Regions from separate parts of the Mus musculus genome. Here region 1 is linked to region 2. The links are chromatin contacts, found by POLR2A ChIA-PET in ENCODE. All regions are on one chromosome and are shown on one strand. Each heading gives the region's core, a stretch centred on a gene start or an enhancer-like site at or near the end of the contact. The rest is flanking DNA. Distances are from core to core; before and after follow the strand shown. Region 1 overlaps Pptc7 (PTC7 protein phosphatase homolog). Region 2 holds the start of Ppp1cc (protein phosphatase 1 catalytic subunit gamma).

The links. ChIA-PET counts read pairs that join two places held with the same protein, here RNA polymerase II (POLR2A).
Region 1: POLR2A ChIA-PET joins it to region 2 with 10 read pairs in Patski. The contact joins the enhancer-like site here to the promoter of Ppp1cc in region 2. POLR2A ChIA-PET finds 5 or more read pairs at or near these places in 2 of 5 experiments (Patski and embryonic stem cell).

Annotation. Positions count from the first base shown.
Region 1 is chr5:122,313,811-122,316,629 of GRCm38, forward strand. All of the region lies in intron 3 of Pptc7 (PTC7 protein phosphatase homolog), which reads left to right. Among named protein-coding and RNA genes, the nearest start is that of Pptc7, 31 kb to the left of the region's middle. Within about 2 kb of position 1,306, at least 1 of the 3 ENCODE cell types and tissues checked has a DNase peak (open chromatin) inside an H3K27ac peak, as active enhancers do.
Region 2 is chr5:122,156,956-122,159,655 of GRCm38, forward strand. It overlaps Ppp1cc (protein phosphatase 1 catalytic subunit gamma), which reads left to right and starts at 1,320. Exons shown (of 7, transcript NM_013636.4): 1 at 1,320-1,660. The coding sequence starts at 1,606.

The DNA of each region.
Region 1 (2,819 bases), core at 56-2,555, 160 kb after region 2:
GCCTCACCCATCCCTCCCTTCCTCCCTCCTGTCCTCTTTCCTGAGACACTGACGTCCTCAGGACCAGTTAGTGGGGCCTTTGCAAGGGACTTGGAATAAGTGGGTATCCCAGCCAAGCCAAGGTGCTCTTACAGAGTCAGCTGGAAGTGTTGTGCACAGGCCAGTCCGCCTTCTGTCAGTCCAGTCCTCGGGCAGCCGCACACTGGCTGACGGCCGTCTTACTTGTCAGAATAACTTCCCACTCAGAGGTCCTTCTCACACATGCGCCCAACAGAAGAGAAGTGGCCAGACCTGCCTCCGTCCTTAATGGGGTCACTAGGGTGGTCTCTTTTTCTTGATGATTGCTAATGTCTTAGTTTAATTTTAAACTTCCAGGAACCTTTCAAAACAACTGGAACACTCTATAATTAATTTTCAGTGTGTTCTTTTCTTAGACTCTCGTGAGGTTAGGCTCGGACCACACTTAGTTCAGCTGCCTTCCAGGGGTGGCACCTGCTTACTGGCGACCCCTGAGTTGGGGTTCTTCAGTGAAGAGGCCCACAGTAAATGTTCTTCTTGCTTATATCTTTCTTTCTACCTATTACCTCCTAGTGACCCAGATCTCAAGGCCAAACTAACATAAAACAGGTATTTCTGCCACCTTTGATTCTGGAACAAGGATATTATATAATTAGGTATTTGGTGTTGTCCATTTAAATAATCTGCTTGCTAGGTAGGCATGGGGCTTGTACCTGTAATCCCTGTATTCAGGAGGCTAAGGCAGGAGGATTACCAGTTTGAGGCCAGCCTGGGCTATATATAGAAAGACCCAGTCTTAAAAAACTTAGAACCCTGCTGCTGAGAGAGGGAAGTGCTTTGAGCTTTGGGGTCTGCTGAGTGCCTTAGGTGGAAGAACCTCTGATTAGACATGGACTGTGTGACTAAAATATTTATTTATCTTGTGTATGAGGTGGAGGTAGTGTGTGTGTGTCCTGGCACAGGTGTGCAGGTTAGTTCTCGTCTATCATGTGGGTTCCCAGTGTCAGGTTTGGCAGCAGGTGCCATCCCTGAGCCATCTCACTGAACCCACTCTTGTGTTGTTGAGTGTGCGGTAATACATACACAGTAGCCCTAGCCATTTGGAATGACAGCCTCAGCTGACAGCCTCTGGGTCAAGGTGCTTCCTTTTCCACACTGGCTGCTGCCGGTTTTGGCCTCTGAGTACCAGATCCGCAGGCAAGATTTGGGACAGGCAGGCTAGTGGCACAGTCTGCTGCCCTGCCGTGAGGTGGAGGTAGCAGCCCGTGGAGCCCAGCTCACCAGCATGTGACTCCGGCTCGTGTTTCAGTGTGGTCGAGAGTTTCCAGCGGCACAGTGTGTTCAGTCAGAATGGGCAGAGCTGCAGCTGGCGGGACACCAAGCTCATGGGCGGGAGTGTTAGCAGAGCACGGGCTGTCCAATGGGAGGGAGGCTCTCACAGGCAGAATGGCAAAGGCCACTCGTGGAAAGGAAAACCTCAGCATAAAACAGAGCCCTGTGCCAGCCTGGCCTTTACTCTGTACTTCCAAAACCCGGTGCACTTGTAAGGACACAGCCAGAGCCTTGCATACCGACTGGAGTTTTGCAGAAGGAACTAGCCCAGTGCCCACCAGTACGATGGTGGTTTTCTCTTCCTGCTTCGTGTTCTTAGTTGTCACTCTTATCTTTAGATGTGAGCTGCCTCCTTCCCTCGATGGCCATGCAAAGCTGAGCCAGGCGTTTGCTCGGGGCACTGTAGATCCTCAGGCGTGTACCAGGCTTACTTTGTGTTTTCTTCCATGTGTTTTCTGTCTCAGCACTTAGTATACAAGTGTGGGGTTTCTGGTAAGCCTGGGGTGCTTTGGCTCTGGCCTCTTGGTCGGTGTCTAAGGTCTTGCTTCTGTTATTCCTAACCACAGGGCCAGGTGGACGATTAGGTCTCTCCTCTGTCTGCCTTTTCAGGCTGGGAAACAGTGAAGGTGGCCTTCAGGAGAGCCAGCCTCACAGGGCTGTGAACTCCTGCCTTTGTGTCCCCCAAGTTAGATCTGTTTCCTTTAGGCTTTGTAAGAAAAAAATACCTGCCATCTCATCCTTTAAAAGTTGAACCCAGCTTGGGCATAGTGGCACACACCTGTCATCCCAGCATCTAGGAGGCCGAGGCAGGAGAATTATGAGTTCAAGTTCAGCCTGAGCTACAAGTTGAGACCTTCTCTCTAAAACAGAAAAGCTATACCAAAAAAACAAAAGGCAGGGGCTGGCGAGATGGCTCAGAGGGTAAGAGCACTGACTGCTCTTCCGAAGGTTCTGAGTTCAATTCCCAGCAACCACATGGTGGCTCACAACCATCTGTAATGGGATCCGATGCCCTCTTCTGGTATGGCTGAAGACAGGAACAGTGTACTTACATTTAATAATAAATAAATTAAAAAAAAAAAAAGGCAAGCAACCGTCCTCCTGCCGCTGGTGTAACCCCATGTTCTCCAGGAGGCTCTTGGGCTAGCTTCTCTCCAGATTGATGGATGCTCTGAGCTTAGAAATCTTCAAGTGTGTCTGCCCCTCTTTACAGAAGTAGTTGTATCCACCACATATTCCTGCCTTTTCTATTTAACATATTACAGATTTTCTCTCAATTCAGAGGGTTATTCTGTTTGCAGTATGCCAATTAGCTAGTTTCTTGAAGCGTTCCATGTCAGGGTGGGAGATACACAGCCCTTAACTGTGCTAGAGCCTCTCTGGGCGCTCATGTTCTCTGCGGGCGGCTAGCCTCCTGAGAGCCAGAAGGGGCGTAGTGGTGTGGGTGGGAGAGGCTGGGATCAGAGACT
Region 2 (2,700 bases), core at 70-2,569:
GGGCAAAGTGGAGCAGAGGGCTGAGGAGAGCTGGGGAGAATCCTGAAACCCCACTGTCGGGGGCTAGCATCAGGAAAAGGGCTCAGATCTAGATGGGTGCATCACACACCATGCTGCGGGGCCACGGGAAGACAGAGCTTGTAGAAAATGAGTCTCTCTATGGGGAGACAACCTTGCAAGGCATTCATGGAAAGGAATCCTCAGATCCATCCCTCTTGCTTTGAGAAACATGAACTGGAGGTGGGGCTGGGGGAGAACATTTTGTAAATTTTCTGGCGTGCTACTGGGAAGAGATAAATGGGTCAGATGGGTGTGCATTTTTCTTCCATAGGCAGCTAGCCTGCGAGGCAGCAGAGTTGGGGACCCCTCAGGTGAAGGGGTGCCCCTGGGGAGTCAAGGAAGCTAGAGGCAAGCAGCAGATGAATGCGCTGAGGCCCAGAGCGCACGCACAGCAACCTCCCAGGAAATGTGCAAATTCCCATTTTATCTGCTCCGGCACGCTCATTCAACCCAGCTCCGGCTAAATACAGGGGAAATCTCTTAAATTATTATATAACTTTCTGAGTTCAAGAAAGATAATTCAAAAGATAGGTAGTAGCAACCCTTACAGAATTCTCCCAACCTCTCTCTAAAATGTAAAAGAGCATTAGCGCACACAAGAAGCTCACACAAATTACTTAATGTGCCACTCACAGTGGATTAACATTTTTTTGGCTTATCTTGGGGGCTTCTTTTTTCCAAATATTGTATCGTAGATGCTTTATTGCAGTATTATGAAATTTTGCCAGTGCTGGGAATTGAACCCAAGGTCTCACACATACTCGACAAGCATTCTCACCACGGAGCCGTATATCTAGCTCTTCTTGTTCACCAATGTGCCAGAGTATTTGAATCCCCAACGTTCCAACCTCCTCCTCTTTATGATTCTCCACAGGCAAGCAACCCCACCCCAGATTGGCTCCGAGGGGTGATTCAGTGTTGAACTCCCACCCCGCCATGTCGGTCAGACTTCTGTCCCCAAGCAGCAGAGCCGGAAGGAGCTGGTGAGCCTCGCAGCGCGCAGCAGACTGACAAAGTCCACCTTCAACTTGCGCGCGCCAACTTCACAACTTCCCTCTCCCGCCACAGGGGGTCTATTTCCCCCGCCCGTTTGGCGGAAGGATCCCGCGCGCGGTGGCGGAGTCGCGCTCAACCGTCTCCGCCCGGGCTCCGCCCCACCCCCGCCCTACGCGCTCAAACCCCGCCCCTTCCCGGCGCCGGCCCCGCCCCCTTCCCGCGCGCTCTATGGGCCCGTAAAGAAGTCCCGGCCGGGCCGCTGCACTCCCGCGCGCGCATCCGTGCGCCGCCCGAGGCTGGCCTGAGGAGTCGGCGGCCATCTTGTTCTTCTCGTGGTTCCCAGTGGCGAGAGGAGGAGGAAGCCCGGAGCGGAGCGGGGCGGCTGGGGGGGGTGGACCCGCCGCGGCTGCTGCTGCCACCGCCGCCGCCGCCACCACCGCTCGTGGGGCTCGTGGCGTGAGGAAGGAGGACGAGTGAGACCCCGGGGCGAGCGGGCGGCGGCGCCGCTGCTGCTGCTGCTGCTGCGGGAGGGTCGGCGGCGGGACGGCGATGGCGGATATCGACAAACTCAACATCGACAGCATCATCCAACGGCTGCTGGAAGGTGAGCGGCGCGCGGGTGGGTGGCGGGGCAGGCCCGGCCGGTGGGGGATCAGGCCCAGTGGAGGGGCCGGTCTTTTCTCGGAAGCCGCTTTGGATCTGGGGCGCGCATACAAGCGCCTCCGGGTTTGGGGACCCCATTATTTTTTATCACTCCCCTGTCCTTGCTTTCACATTTATCATCTGGAGTCCAAGGACTCATCAGAGGGACTTGGCTTGGCAGGACGACGTCCCAGTGCGATGAGAGTCCGTCTCCTGCATTTTCCTACCCCCTCCACCCTCCCCTCAAAGCCATCCATCCTCCAGCGTTCTTTCCCCCTTGAACGTGCATCCGCACACGGACCCAGTCCGGGTGACAGTGTGGCTCTCTCTGATCATCAGATTGTTGTGTCCCTGAGGACAGGGGGACGCTGCCGCGTTCAGCGAGCACCCGCCAGGTAGGTGCTGTGTTGTTATTATCCTGGAAGTGGGTTTCGCAAGAGAAACTCCCAAGACCTCGCTGGACCAAGAATTAACAGTTAAAAGTCAGGTTTCAAACCCCGGGGTAGCTAGGAACCTAGAGAGAACCTGCCGCCTTCCAACTGTTCACCCCGTGGGAACCCAGGATGTCCAGTGGTTGAGGAGAGGTTCAAAAACAAAAACCCAGCTTTCCTTTTGTCCGACTTGGGGGTTTCTGCCGTGTGGTTTCCTACTTTGGAGATTTCAAATTTGACATAGGTCTGGATCCTGCTAATCACAGATCCCACAACATCCGCTGAAGCTAAAGAGGAGAAGATCCAGTAACCTTGATTTGGGCTCTTGACACTAGCTTGCTTTGGCCCAAAATACTTTTGGAGTGGTGGACAGCTGCGCAATTCTGGTGGTAGATGTCTTCAAGTAAATCACTGACAGAAAAGGGAAAAGGTGTCTTTTTAAAATCTGGGCATTTCCCCGGGGGGCGGGGGGGTGTTTTTCAAGACAGGGTTTCTCAGTATGGTCCTGGGGCTGTCCTGGAACTCACTCTGTAGAGCAGGCTGGCCTCAAACTCAGAAATCCGCCTGCCTC